5 separate regions of the Homo sapiens genome follow, and all the other regions are linked to region 4. Evidence: chromatin contacts called from ENCODE Hi-C or POLR2A ChIA-PET data. All regions are on one chromosome and are shown on one strand. Each heading gives the region's core, a stretch centred on a gene start or an enhancer-like site at or near the end of the contact. The rest is flanking DNA. Distances are from core to core; before and after follow the strand shown.

Region 1 (2,805 bases), core at 158-2,657, 240 kb after region 4:
TCCTGAAAGAAATTCAAAGTGGAGTGTAGGAAGAAAATATTGGAACTCCCATTTTCCCCTATTTATCTAAAACATAAGAAATTAAGCATTAGAAATATTTAGCATCTGGATGGTTTCCAGCATAAATTATGGGGGAGGGGTATCCAAGAGGAGTGGAAGGCTGGCCCCACTAGGAGCTGAACATGGCACCTCACCCACTCATTTTTCTGTGTGTTTTAGTTAACTTTGCTAGTTAAGTGCATCTGTAGATACTGTACTCTTTTTTTTTTAAGCAAAAGTTGTCCTCACAAATAAGCACGTGGCTTAAAAGAATGCCTGCCAAAAAATTGGAGATAATATCAATAACAGAAACACAACCAAATAAAATGGCAGGGCCGACACCTCTGCTCCTAGTAGGAATCCTTCGTCAGCCACAGAGAGGTTAAAAAAAAAGTTCAATGTCATCCAAGAGCCAGAAATTATCAAGAACACTAAAATATGGATTCACAGTTACCATTCTTAGAGAAAGCAATCTTGCCTTAAAGTGAACGTTATGCTTTGAAAAGCAGAGCATACAGCCACCAGGATAGCGGATACGTATTCCACCATCACGTTTTAAGTATCTATTTTTGTACTTTAAAATGTACGTATTTTAACACATGTGTACACTTTATACATAAGTATACTTACACTGGACGTACGAGTCCAGTTTTTTAGAGATGGAAGTACGCGATCAAAAGTGATTTGCCTCCACTTATCATCACTATACCTTACAGCGAACAGAAGGCGTGTGCCTCGAGTTCCCGGATCCTCGATGTCCCGCACACAGCAAGTGCTCAGTGAAGGGTGCCCCTGCTCATAGGGTGCGCGGCAGGCCGTCGCTGAAGGGGCTTATTTCACCTCTGTGTGTGTCGTTCCCCCGACAGCCCCCCGCCTCCCATACCTGCTAAGGGGCCGCGGGCGAGGACTTACAGCTCCAGACGGCCGTCAGGCCCCTGCACGACCGGCTCCTCCCGGCACAGGGCCTCGAGCAAGCGACCCCAGTCGAAGGGCTCCCAGCCGCGGCTGCCCAGCGCCCGGAGCACCCCCAGGCCGCGCCGCGCCCCCTCAGGCCCCGCCTGCAGCGCCTGCAGCAGGAGGCGGGCGGGGGCCTCCAGCTGCGCCCAGGGCGCCGGCTCCACGCCCTCAGCCCCAGGGAGCCCCGCGTCCGGTGTCGCCATGCCGGGGCACGGGTGCCGCGCCGCCCCCTACTCTGGTGTGGGGCCTCAGCTCAGAGGCTGAGGGGAACGGAGGACTCCAGCGCCGTCCCTGACGCGGCGGTGGCGGGCCAGCTCCAGCGCCTGTTACAAGCTCTCCTCGGCGTTGGGAGACCGGAGAAACCCGGCCGCCCGAAGCCGCAGCCGTTCCCGCGCTGTCGGAAAGGGAAGGAGGGAGGCGCGGCCGGGGGCGGAGCCTGAACGTGAGGCCGGCGCGAGGGCCGGTCGCAAGGGGCAGGGCCGGGCACAAGTCCAGCCGGAGTAGGTGGGCGGGGCCAAGGCCTGGGGCGTGCCCATGGGAGGGGGCGTGGACAAAACAAGTGGTTAGTTTGTGGGCGGTGTCGGGCCAGGGAGCCTGGAGCGGGGCGGGGGCGGGGGTTGATGGAGGGGTGGATCCGCCGCTGACGACCCCAACCCTCTCCCTTTCTTCATCACTCCCCAAAGTAGTGGAATGGAGTGGATGTCAGGGGTTCTGTTGTGCTAGAGGACCCGCGCTGTATTTACGCTGACGGCATGTTGCTTGTCATGGACTTCACCATAGAATTTGACCACAATTTACCACCCCACTTAGCTTCATCTCTTCCACAGGCCAAAAGTGCTATCATTTGGGTTTCAGTCCTCTCCAGAAATAGTATTTGATATACAAACATCCCTGAGAATGACATGGTCACAGTAAAACCTAACACTATTAATACGGCCAAAGACTTTCTTCTGAACTTCCTCCCAAAGACCAAGCAGTAACCTTGCTCTGGGTCGTTTATAGGGGGCCAGGTGTGGCTCCACTTCCTAGGGTTCAGTTTAAGGAAGTCCGCTGGAGAACTTGGCTTCCAGCCAAGGGTGGGATCACTGCAAAGCGTAGGAAATAAGCGAGAAGAGCCCCACAGTGCCTCCTAAACCTTGCTTTGGGGGCTAGCTTGTATTTCCTGTCCCAGCTCTGCTGCCACACACAGCCCTTCATTCAGGAAATGTTTACTGAGCACCTAGGGACTGGGGATACTGGGAACAAAACAAAGATCCTGGCCCTCATTGTCACACAACTGGGGAGAGACGGAAAGCTAATTAAACAATGTTTGTGATGTGTTCAAAAAGAACATAACACCGACACACAGCACGAAGTGCTTTTAAATAGGGTGGTCAGGCAAGATGAATGTGAAGATGAGGTTGGCAAGCCAGATAGAAGTCTGTGAGAAGACCATTTCAGTCCTCCCTGTGGAGGGCGGGGGGGCTCTGGGGCAAAAGCATGGCTGGAACGGAGGGCACTTGCTGGATAGTAATAGGAGTTGAGATCAGAGTGGGAACCAGGTCAGATCTTAAGAGGCCTGAGGTCACAGAAAGGAGTTGGGCTTTCACTCTGAATAGTATGGAAAGCCATGGGAGTATCTTGAGCTTGATCTGATCTCCATTTGAGCCAAAATGATTTCAAGGGAGATGTCGGGAAAGACTAGTGATATTTCTTAGATAATGGCTGCTTTGCAAATGCCAAAATAGCAAGAAAGAAGTTTCTTCCAGACACCTTCTGTTTCAGGTAAGCAGCTCTAACTTTACAGGGGATGTTTTGGGTCTTCGAATG
Region 2 (2,700 bases), core at 127-2,626, 220 kb after region 4:
TCATAGTTCACCAGCACCTGGCTGGTCAACTTACAATGCCTGGCCTCCCTCATCAACTGGAATCCTCATAGCAATACAAACATCAAACCACCCCAAAGCTAAAACAGCACTCAGGCAAGCTAGGCAACCACCGCCGATCCTTTGCTATTCTAGGCCCCTCATCATTTAAAAATCGAAAATGGCAGAAAAGCCTTTCTACCGCCCCCACCACACATCTCACATGCAAAACCACAGCGGCCGGACTCACCCAGCTTCTTGACCAGTTTTTTATTCTTGTTGAGTTTTTTCAGCGCCTCGATGTCCATGTGGGGGATATCCACGGCCTTAGCCTCGTCACAGTGCTGCTGGTCCCCCAGGACACACACAGAGAACTTAGGGCGGGGAGTGGACTTAAGCCTGCGTTTTGGGGGACAGCACCAACAGGTTACGCCTAGCCCTGGGTCCCAAGGGCCGGTGAAGGGTCTGGGACCGCAGCAGCCACCGAGCCTTACCCGGAGCGTTCACATTCACCAGCAGCCAGCCTGGCTTCTCAGGCTGGCCGGCGGGCTCGGCCGAGGCCTACCCACGCCTCCCCTCATGTTTTAAGACCCAGGGTGGGGGTCCGTCCAGCCGCGCCTGCCCGGAGCAGGGGGTCTGAACTACCCTAGCACATCAGTACCGACGTGCCCGCCTCCGGCTCAGCGGGAGCCTGCAGGGGAGGGGCAAGCACGGGGGCACTGAGGGCTGGGTGGGATCAGAACGGTGCCAACCTGACGGTGCCCGAGAAGCGCTTGTCCTTCTGGGGATCATAGTTCTTCAAGCTGATCTGCAACTCCACCGTCTCCAGGAACCTTCGAGAGAGGAGGGGGGTTAAGCACCCGCCGGCCCTCGCCACCCGCGCCGTGCCCCAGGGTCGGCACTCACTTGCGGCGCTTGCGCTGGTTCCCGTGCAGGACTTCCCGCACCGCCTCGTACAGGGTGTCGCGAGAGACTTTGCTGCTGCGGGAGAGAAGCGACAGGGCGCTCAGGGCCGCGGAGTCCACACGCTCGGACTGCCTGGAAGCCTCCGAGGTCTAGGCTTCGAGACGGGCGGGCGGCCCACGGCGGACTCCCCCGTAGATTCCGGACACCAAGTAGAGCGACGGGAGCTCAGACCCAGACCCAAGCCCCGGTGGAAGAGGGAGGCTCTCAGTGATCGGACCTGGTAGGAAGGGCGACCCGCAGGCCGACCCGCCTTGAGAAATGCCCCGCGGCGCAGGTGGCGCAAGGGTCCGCGGCGCGGCCTACAGGATCCGAACCCTCGGCGGGGCACCTGAAGGCGCGGATGAACGCGGATAGGGCTTTCAGGACCAACTCACCTCATGGCTTCTCACGCCGCGCTAACCGGAAAAGAGACTAGCATGTCTTGCGCATGCGCTCAAATAGTGGCCCTGATCTCGCGATAATGCTTTGCTCCTCGGTCCTACCCGCAGAGCGGTTGGGTGGGCCAACCCCGAGAAGCGCGGCCTTCTCTGGCCGCTGGGGGGCGTCGCTGGGCCGCTAGGCCGGCGCGGTAACCCACAGAGTTGTCGCAGTCCTGAGCGCCCCGCGGTCCCCCGGTAATGTGCCGATTCGCGCCCGCTGCTGCTGGACCCCTAGGGAAGCGGCTGGGTTCGGGGCTCGAGCTTCGGTAGTCACACGTACTGGTACAGCCCAGTGATGTTCACTGACAGCGTGGATTCCGGCACGCTTGTCCCTCAAACCCCTCTCCCCTCGCGCCCTCCGCACCAGCTTATGTTCTCAAAAGGAAGCCTGGCCCGACCTCCCTCCCTCAGCACCTTGCTCTAACGTGGACTCGTGGTAAGGGAAGTGTCCGGAAAGTTCTGTTCCTGTCCTTTCAACGCCTGCAGAGGGGAAGAGCTGGGAAAGTCCTTAAGTGAACTTTCACTTGATAGTTAATTTGATAACATCTACGTTTTAAGTGTGACTGCTATGAATAAGGCGTCTAGCCAGGTGCTACAGGAATACAAGGATGTAAAACAGGCACACAGCACTGCACACCCATAAGGTGTCTTCTCTGCTCTTTCCTCTGTCCAATGGGTCTCATCCTCTTAGCCACAGTAACCCCCAGAGCCCTTCAGATCTCTCCTCGGATTCATCTGCCCAAAACCCTTCCCGAACTCCAGACTGAGTCACTCCCACCTTTAAGATGCCCATTCTCACCTACCCCCCTGCCTGGTGGGGGCAGCTCCTATAGGATGGGGTGGGTGGTATTACACATTATTTGGCCCTCAGAGGGTGAATAAGATACCCTACACCCTTCCCCTCACCAGGAAAAAGATGTTCCTTGTCATTGAGCAGGGAAGTGGAGGGGGTGCGGATGGGCTCAATACCCAGAATTCATGGGAAGGAAGGTACTGCTTCTAATAAGACATTGGCCAGGCGTGGTGGCTCACGCCTGTAATCCCAGCACTTTGGGAGGCAGGCGGATCACCTGAGGTCAGGAGTTTGAGACCAGCCTCGTCTCTACTAAAAATACAAAAATGAGCGGGTCATGGTGGCATGCGCCTGTAATCCCAGCTACTCAAGAGGCTGAGGCAGGAGAATCGCTTGAACTGGGGAGGCAGAGGTTGCAGTGAGCCGAGATCATGCCATTGCATTCCAGCCTGGGCGACAGTGCGAGACTCAGACTCGAAAAAAAAAAAAGAAAAAGACATTATTGAACTTGCTTTTATTCAACAC
Region 3 (2,700 bases), core at 102-2,601, 230 kb before region 4:
CTTCAGAGCTTCCACTCTGTCCAGCTGCGGTACTTTACAACATGGGTTGGTAAACTAAGATCTGAAATAAGAATAACCGTTGAAACGGTTGAAAAAAGATCAAAAGGGCCTGGCTCAGTGGCTCACACCTGTAATTCCAGCACCTTGGGAGGCTGAGGTGGGAGGATCACTTGAGCCCTGGATGTCCAGGCTGCAGTGAGCCGAGATCATGCCACTGTACTCCGGCCTAGGCAGCAGAGCAAGACTGCTCTCTCTGTCTTTCTTTAACCCTCACCTTCCCTTCAAAACCTAACAAAGACCATGTTTAAATCAATAGAAGAACATTTTATGACGTGAAAATTATATGAAATTCAAATTTCAGTGTCCATACATAAATCTTTATAGGAACACAGCCCATATTTTCTATGACTGCTTTTGAGCTCCAATGGCAGAGTTGAGTAGCTGAGAAAGAGATCTTATGGTCCACAAAGCCTAAATATTTACTGTACGGCCCAAAGAAAAACTTTGCTGAGCCTGCTATACAATAAGGGCTTCATGATTAAATAACTGGGTCGTACACCAAGATTCTGAACATATAGGCAGGCCCTCTTAAGTTTAGTGTCTTTGTGTAATGGAAGTAATAACTATTTTGCCTTTAAGTTGCCATAAACATCAAATGAGATAATGCACTTAGAAAATAAAAACAAAAAAAACTTATAAACAAGACAGCTTTATCATGTATTGAAGGTGGTAGAATAAGAAAACATTAAACGTTTTTATTCTCATTTCCCCTTCTTTCCTTTACAGCTTTCACTTAAACTTGAAATTTCAAGAGAAAATTCACTTTTGAAGTTTTTACTTTTCAAGTGATAATAGGGTCACAGGTTCTTTCCTTCCAGTCTTTTTGTGTTGCTCCCACTCCCTTTTCTTTCTCACATGTAATTTTTTTCCATTTTCTTTAAATAGTATCTCAACTGGGCTCACAATAGCTCAGGGAAGGAGAAACTGGGACATGCCTGATTAATCCATTTTACAGGCCAGGAAACTGAGGCAGATCCCAGTTGCCTCCGAAGCTCTGACTCAGCAGCATGCAGAGAGCCCTGCCGCTCTCTGCGCCTTTTCTAAACAAATAGAACAAAACTAACCTTGCCAGGTTTCCAAGCTTGGATCTCTAACACTCCTTCAACGTTCACCCCGGCGTTCCTCCCCGCTGCGCCCCCTCCCTCTCCTTGCCGCCCCCTCCTCGGGAGCAGGTGGTAGGCTCCGCGCCCAACGCGCAAGCGCGCGGCATCGTGGGGCGGGGGTGGGGCGGGACTGAGGGCGGAGTGTGAGCGGGCTCGGTTTTGGGCCGCGGCGGGAGCGGGAGTCGCCGCCACTCGAGTGCGCAGGCGCCTGGCGATTACCGGTCTCACCATGGAGCGGAAAGGTGAGCGGTGGAGCGGCCTCCGCCACGAGGGGCAATGGTCGCCGGGGCGAGGCCCGGGTCAGCGCCGGGAGCTTCGCTTAACTGCCGCGGTTCGGTTCCCGGACGTGCGGCGCCCCTCCACTGAGGTGGCGCCGCCCCACACCCCCTGCCTCTGGGCTGCGGGTCCGCGCCCCTCAGTCCGGGCGTCCTCTGGCGCCGGCCGTAGCCGCCCCTTGTTCCCCGCCAGGCCGGCTCGCGCCTTGGGGCCACTCCAGGGCCCGGCCCTTGGCGGGCGACGCAGACCCCCACCCGCCCGCCCCCTGACCCGGCCTGAGACCCCTCCGGCGCATCCCGCCCGGGCGCTGCTCTGCGCCCCGTGGGCCGCCAGCCCCACGGCCGGCCGCCTCGCCGGAGCCCGCAGCCGCCCCCGAGGCAGGCCCCGCAGCCGGGCCTGGCGCCCCTGCTGGGTCTCCACCCTCACCTTGGTCGCCTCCTTTCCTCCACATTCGCCCTTCATCCATCCCTCTCTCCTGCAGTGCTTGCGCTCCAGGCCCGAAAGAAAAGGACCAAGGCCAAGAAGGACAAAGCCCAAAGGAAGTGAGTCTTGTACCCCAACATCCCATTCTTTGGATTTTCCTCCGGCACCTTCTCTGCTCTGGTTTCACGTCTTGAACGTGCACCGGGTTTGGGCACCCTGTGGCTGCAGCCACATGGCCTCGGGGCAGCTCGGAGGGTCGCTCTCCAGCAACCATGTGGAAGAGAGCTGCTGTTGCTCAACGCCAGGCCTGGGTCTTAGCAGCCCCGGGCCTGCTGGAAAGGGCTGTCGGAGGAGGACCAGAGCCCGCCCGGTACCTTTCCTCCCCAACTCCACAGAGGAGGCACAAACTCCCCTAGCTTGGACCTCCCCACCGGAGCTGGTAGATCATTATCGGTCTGTTTCTGAACTCTGGTCTCTCTTACCTGCTCCCCAACGTCTTAACTTGCCTCCGACGTCTTCACGGTAGGCCTTAAGGAAATTCTTGAATGAATTTTTCCGTGTTTACTTTGGGTTCTACCAACCACACACTCCCTTTCATAGAGGAGGGCATGGGGCTTTTCCCTGGGTTAGTCAACTTCCTGAGCCTGTAAGGCGTATCGGCTTTTTTGCAGTGTGCCGGCAGACCGCTGTGTATACAGTCGGTGTCTGTTAACTGCTTCTCTTCTGTCTAAACCTCAACCAGATGCAGATAATCTTCCGGAGTGGACATCACAATAGTAACGGGAGAGTTCTTTAACAAACATTGATGATTCTGGTTTGGCGTATTAAGCGCCACATG
Region 4 (2,700 bases), core at 24-2,523:
GCCCAGGCATCATCTCTTGAAGGCAGCATGGCGATTTCTGGACGAGGCTCTTCATAAATGTTTGAATGCAGTATAGTGCAAAGAGAGCAGGTTTGGAGCCAGGAGACATGAGTTCTAATCTGGCTATGGGATATTAGGTTTCCATAGGTAACTATTAGGTCCCACGTGTAACTAGCTATGGGACATCAGGTTTCTGTTTCCTTAAAAATGAGAGAGTTGATTAGAGATTCCCTAAGGCCCAGGTGCAGCTCCTGCATCTCTATGGGAGTAACTCAGAGGTAGCCATCTGGTTGGCAGTCTACCTTTCGGAGTTGGCGGAAGAACTCAGCCGTTTTGTTTTTGTTTTTGTTTTGAGATGGAGTCTTGCTCTGTCACCAGGCTGGAGTGCAGTGGCGTGATCTCGACTCACTACAACCTCTGCCTCCCAGGTTCAAGCGATTCTCCTACCTCAGCCTCCCGAGTAGCTGGGACGGCGCGCGCCACCAAGCCCAGCTAATTTTTGTATTTTTAGTAGAGACGGGGTTTCACCATGTTGGCTAGGATGGTCTCGATCTCTTGACCTCGTGGTCCGCCCACCTCGGCCTTCCAAAGTGCTGGGATTACAGGCGTGAGCCACCCCACCTGGCCGAACTCAGCCGTAAGGCCTCTTCCTGTTTTAATCTCCTGGGATCTCCTGCTTGAAAGGTAGCAAGCCAAGAGAAAGTATGGTCTTTACAGTCACTGGGTGTCCAGAGGGAGGTGATATCTGCTAAATTGGTTCTCGAGGTGGGATTTCCCCAGTCCCGACTGGGCATCTTAGACTTAATGGGGTTGCTTCCTAGGGCTAACCTGGCCAGCTGACCTAACAAACAGCCTGGCCTGCCCCTCTCCGGCCTCTAGGTAGGCCCTGTGGACAGATAGGAGGGGCAGTGCCTTCAGAGAGACGATACAGATGGGAAGTCAACTAGCTTGCTTAGGCATTAATTTCTCGGGAGGTAAGAGATGTGAGGGGGTGTCAGTTTCCACCATCCCTTCTCTATGGCCCCCACAAAGGGCAAGGGCCAGACACGTGGGCTGGCGTGGGGAGGTGGAGGAGCAAATGATGGGGGCGGGGCCTCATTTGCATGGACGGCGCGCGGCCACCAATCCGGACAGGCGGATCGACAGCCCGCGCGCCTTTTGGGGGCGGACTGACAGCCCCGGGGCCCTATGGAAGGCGGGTCCTGCGGCCGGCTGGGGCGGGACGGCGCCGGGCGCTGCCCCGGGGATTCGGGCCGGCTCGCGGGCGCTGCCAGTCTCGGGCGGCGGTGTCCGGCGCGCGGGCGGCCTGCTGGGCGGGCTGAAGGGTTAGCGGAGCACGGGCAAGGCGGAGAGTGACGGAGTCGGCGAGCCCCCGCGGCGACAGGTACCGGCGCCATGGCCACGGAGATGGGGCGGCCGGCCGCGGCGCCCCGGGAGCCGAACGCCCTCCTTCCAGGTCCCGCCGCGGTCGCACTCGCTGCCTCAGCTCCCACCCCCACGCGGCTTCGCAGCCCAGGAGCCGCGTGTCGCGGGGGAGCGGGGTCCGGAAGCCTCGAGGGGAGCGCGCGGGAGGCCTCGGCCCCACTGCGGCGCCCCTCGCCGCGCCCCAGGGGCCGCGGGGCCGGTGCTCCCCGCGGGAGGCGCGGAGACTAGTGACCGCGGGCGCCGCTCTCCGCCCCCGCCGGCCTCTCCCGGCAGAGGCGAGGCGGGTCGCGCCCGCCCGTCCTCACTGGGCTTTTGTTTCCCGCCCGGGATGACAGGTCCCGCTCCGCCTCCGGTCTCTGGCCCCCGGCTCTCCCCGGACAGGCGGCCGGACCCTCAGCCGGCACCGCTGCGGGCGGGAGCCAAACTTCGCTTTCGGGTCCGGGCGCCGGGACAACCGGACCCCAGGGCGAGCCGAGCGCCGGGACGCCGCGGGCGCGGGGCGGATTCGCCCACCTGGCGGGGCTGTGAAGGGGATGGTGGCGGGGTGGCCGCGCTCCGGGTGTGGACGGGCGGTCCCCGCCTTCACCTGCCGCCTCGGGACAAGCGTTGGGGAACCGCATCGCCGCTGTCGGCCGCTTGTGGAGGAGTCCGCGCAGCGCCGTCTAACAGGTGATCCGCGTCACTCCCAGGCCATACCGAAGCGGCTGAACGCTGTGCCAGGGCTCCTTATGCTCTTCTGTTCTGGGACGTGAAAACGTCTTCCGCCTTATTGGTCGTCCAAAAAGGTGCACCGGTCACAGTATAAGAGTCAAAAACCAGTATTACCAAAAAGACACTACGAGCGTCAGGGTGCAGAGTGGCTTTCTTCGATTAACGAACCGGCAGGACCATCGTAGTCTCTAAAATCGGGTTCTGCAGTGGTGGCGAAAGCGTAGTAAGTTTCAAGTTGTAAGCGGAGATGCAGAATTGTAGATACCCTTCAGTGTGGTTCAGGACAGTGTGTTCAGCGTTTGGCCGCCGTTCAGTAAATTCTGCATGAAGCAGTTTGAGCTCGTGGTTTTGGATTTACTTTTCAGGAGTATGTTTTCCAGTGGAATAAGGCTTACTACTGAATGGGAGCTTTCTTTGCCTCTCTGAGTGTAGACAGGAGTGTTTATTTTCATTGTCTTCCCATTTTGTTAGATTGTGGACAAGGGAAAAGTTAAAGCATATTTTGGTTAAGTATTTTTAATAGTCTGGGATTCTATCCACCTCCTCCATAAGGGTTTTTACTTT
Region 5 (2,841 bases), core at 85-2,584, 150 kb after region 4:
CCTCCTCCACCCTCCTGCCCTCCTTCCCTGACCCTGGAACTCACCCCTCCAGATGGCGTCCTCGAGATGGAGAGGCGATGCCATCCAGGTGCAGACAGACATGGACGCACCTGCAGGGGAGAAAAGGTTGTCACTGGCCAGCCCTGAGACCCACGCAGGAGCAAGCAACAACATCCGGAGGACACTGGAACTGAACAACCATGAATAAGAGCACAAGGGTCAGGGCCCAGAAGAGAAATGACAGGACGCCACCAGAGAAGGCGGAACAAGACCTGAGACGGACAGTCCTGAGGAAATTCCACCTGTCAGGAGAAGCTTGTGGTTTGCACACGAGCTGAAAGGCATCAGTGTTTGAGAACAGGGCTGGGAAACAACACAGAAGAGGTGCCCATCTGCCAGCCAACCAGAGTGCAGTTGTTTTGGATTCGGAATCCCTGGTTTTCCTGGGGCACCTTGGGAGCCTCTAATGAGAATTGGTGCATTTGCCATTTTCTTCTTGGGGACCATTCTTTTCCACAAAGAGTAAAAGATCTGAAGTGATTCAACATCAGGCTCTGCAGAAATGTTTTAAAAAATAAATTATGTAAAAGATGTCATTTTATTAGCAGAAGAGCAAAAGTTATGATATATTTTGAAGAAATCAAGCTACAGAGGGAGAATTTATCAAAGAGGTTGTTTTACCTACAATCAGAAGGATATGAAGCAAACATGAGAGAAAATCTGCCCCTGATTTGGGGGAACCGAGGAAGAAAAGAATGTAAAGAAGGCATGGCTCAGTGGCTCACGCCTGTAATCCCAGAACTTTGGGAGGCCGAGGTGGGTGGATCACTTGAGGTCAGGAGTTTGAGACCAGCCTGGCCAACATGGCAAAATCCCATCTCTACTAAAAATACAAAAATTAGCTGGGTCTTCTGGCGCACACCTGTAATCCCAGCTACTCGGAGGCTGAGGCACGAGAATCACTTGAACCAACCCGGGAGGCGGAAGCTGCAGTGAGCCAAGATCACGCCACTGCATTCCAGCCTGGGCGACAGAGTGAGACCCTGTCTCCAAAAAAAAAAAAAAAGAAGACATGGAAAGCCAGTACTTCATGAAAAGATTATAATAAGAAATTTAGTAAAGCTTTAGGAAGGAAAAGAGAAACGCTTAATGAACCCCAAAACCAAGCCGAGAGAAGATTAAGTCTGAACACCTTAAAATTCAAGAAAACAAAACATACCAGACTTAAGAGCACGAAACAGTTGCTACAGGAAGTGAAAGATGAGTGAGCGACATTCTAAGCCTTCCTACTTCTCCAGAAGCCTTCATGCAGGAGTTCTCGCTGCCTGTGCATTGAAGTCACCTGGAAGGGCTTGAAAAAACACTGATGCTGGGCCCCGCCCCCAGAATTCCTCGGCTAAGAGGTCTGAGGGGCACTTGATCACTGGGATTTTAAAAGCTCCCCAGGTGATTCTAACAGGCAACCAGGATGAAGCTGGAAGAAATAAAGTGGAGAGGGAGGAAAAAAACAATCACTCAAGAACACAATACTGGTTAATAAATGTTGTACTTAAGCTGGCCAGATGTAGTGGCAGACACCTGTAATCCTAGCGCTTTGGGAGGCTGAGATGGGAGGATTGCTTGAGGCCAGGTGTTCCAGACCAGCCTGGTCAACATAACAAGACCCCATCTCTACACAAAAATTAAAAATGGCCTGGCACACTGGCTCATGCCTGTAATCCCAGCACTTTGGGAGGCCAAGGCGGGTGGATCACTTGAGATCGGGGGTTCAAGACCAGCCTGGCCAACATGGTGAAACCCCCATCTCTACTAAAAATATAAAAATTAGCTGGGTGTGGTGGTGGGCACCTGTCATCCTAGCTACTGGGGAGGCTGAGGCAGGAGAATCACTTGAACCCGGGAGGCAGAGGTTGCAGTGAGCCGAGATCATGCCACTGCACTCCAGCCTGGGCAACAGGGCAAGACTCTGTCTCAAATAAAAATAAAAATAATAATAAAGTTGTACTTGAAAAAAACTCAAATGTCCATCAACAGGAGAATGGATAACCAAACTGAGGCATATCCCCCCAGTGGAATACCACTCAGCAATACAAAATGCTCCTATATAGACAACAAGGATAAATCTTTAAAAACATTATGCTGGCCGGGCGCGGTGGCTCACGCCTGTAATCCCAGCACTTTGGGAGGCCGAGGCAGGCAGATCACCTGAGGTCGGGAGTTCATAGACCAGCCTGGCCAACATGGTGAAACCCCATCTCTACTAAGAATACAAAAATTAGCCAGGCATGGTGGCAGGTGCCTATAATCCCAGCTACTCGGGAGGCTGAGGCAGGAGAATCGCTTGAACCCAAAAGGCAGAAGTTGCAGTGAGCTGAGATCGCGCCACTGCACTCCAGCCTGGGAGCCAGTGTGAGACTCTGTCTCAAAAAAAATAAATAAATAATTAAAAAATAAAAATAAAAAAAGAAACACTGTACTTGAAAAAGAGGCCATTTCGAATGCAAACTGAGTGGTGAGGTGTGAGCTGGACAAGAGCAGACATCACACACAAAGCATTTGGCCACCATGGCAGTGGAGAAGGAGTGTAGAACCTTGCCACAGAGACCCTTAAATACTGCATCAGCAGAGGAGGGGCTCTGCACGAGGCACCGACTCAAGAGAGAATGAATAAGAGGACAGAGTGGAGCAGGCAGGAGCTCTTAGCTGCAGAGGAAGCAAAAAACTAAGCAAAGTGTTCCAGAACAGGAAGGAAAATTACAGAAGGGACAGAGAGAGAGAGATAAGTCTAATGAAACTGATTGTTCTTCATGATCAGTGAGTCCATGACAATATGTGTGTTGC

The links. Hi-C counts contacts between places; a loop is a spot of excess contacts on that map. ChIA-PET counts read pairs that join two places held with the same protein, here RNA polymerase II (POLR2A). Pooled maps may share reads with other maps.
Region 1: a loop to region 4 is called in a map of CD8-positive, alpha-beta T cell, with 10 times the contacts of the local background. The contact joins the promoter of FANCE here to the promoter of FKBP5 in region 4. A Hi-C loop is called at or near these places in 2 of 168 maps with a recorded cell type or tissue (CD8-positive, alpha-beta T cell and naive thymus-derived CD4-positive, alpha-beta T cell) and 12 of 50 pooled maps. POLR2A ChIA-PET finds 5 or more read pairs at or near these places in 1 of 52 experiments (MCF 10A).
Region 2: a map of naive thymus-derived CD4-positive, alpha-beta T cell shows a loop between it and region 4 (2.6-fold over the local background). The contact joins the promoter of RPL10A here to the promoter of FKBP5 in region 4. A Hi-C loop is called at or near these places in 1 of 168 maps with a recorded cell type or tissue (naive thymus-derived CD4-positive, alpha-beta T cell) and 13 of 50 pooled maps. POLR2A ChIA-PET finds 5 or more read pairs at or near these places in 5 of 52 experiments (A673, H1, HEK293 and 2 more).
Region 3: a pooled map shows a loop between it and region 4 (8-fold over the local background). The contact joins the promoter of SRPK1 here to the promoter of FKBP5 in region 4. A Hi-C loop is called at or near these places in 3 of 37 single-sample maps with no recorded cell type and 8 of 50 pooled maps. POLR2A ChIA-PET finds 5 or more read pairs at or near these places in 2 of 52 experiments (GM12878 and T-cell).
Region 5: POLR2A ChIA-PET joins it to region 4 with 10 read pairs in OCI-LY7. The contact joins the promoter of LINC03135 here to the promoter of FKBP5 in region 4. POLR2A ChIA-PET finds 5 or more read pairs at or near these places in 3 of 52 experiments (A673, K562 and OCI-LY7).

Annotation. Positions count from the first base shown.
Region 1 is chr6:35,450,940-35,453,744 of GRCh38, reverse strand. FANCE (FA complementation group E) reads right to left here and starts at 1,407. Exons shown (of 10, transcript NM_021922.3): 1 at 952-1,407. The coding sequence starts at 1,199. RefSeq lists a silencer at 857-1,756.
Region 2 is chr6:35,467,077-35,469,776 of GRCh38, reverse strand. RPL10A (ribosomal protein L10a) reads right to left here and starts at 1,376. Exons shown (of 6, transcript NM_007104.5): 1 at 1,338-1,376; 2 at 904-978; 3 at 750-830; 4 at 248-396. The coding sequence starts at 1,342. FANCE (FA complementation group E) reads right to left here. Exons shown (of 10, transcript NM_021922.3): 10 at 2,675-2,700. RefSeq lists enhancers at 647-746, 807-876, 1,054-1,610, 1,887-1,936.
Region 3 is chr6:35,919,749-35,922,448 of GRCh38, reverse strand. It overlaps SRPK1 (SRSF protein kinase 1), which reads left to right and starts at 1,351. Exons shown (of 16, transcript NM_003137.5): 1 at 1,351-1,405; 2 at 1,921-1,981. The coding sequence starts at 1,393. RefSeq lists silencers at 1,009-1,068, 1,099-1,688.
Region 4 is chr6:35,687,488-35,690,187 of GRCh38, reverse strand. It overlaps FKBP5 (FKBP prolyl isomerase 5), which reads left to right and starts at 1,273. Exons shown (of 11, transcript NM_004117.4): 1 at 1,273-1,384. RefSeq lists a silencer at 1,044-1,893 and enhancers at 2,154-2,243, 2,264-2,333.
Region 5 is chr6:35,542,137-35,544,977 of GRCh38, reverse strand. It overlaps LINC03135 (long intergenic non-protein coding RNA 3135), which reads right to left and starts at 1,334. Exons shown (of 3, transcript NR_187689.1): 1 at 1,220-1,334; 2 at 45-110.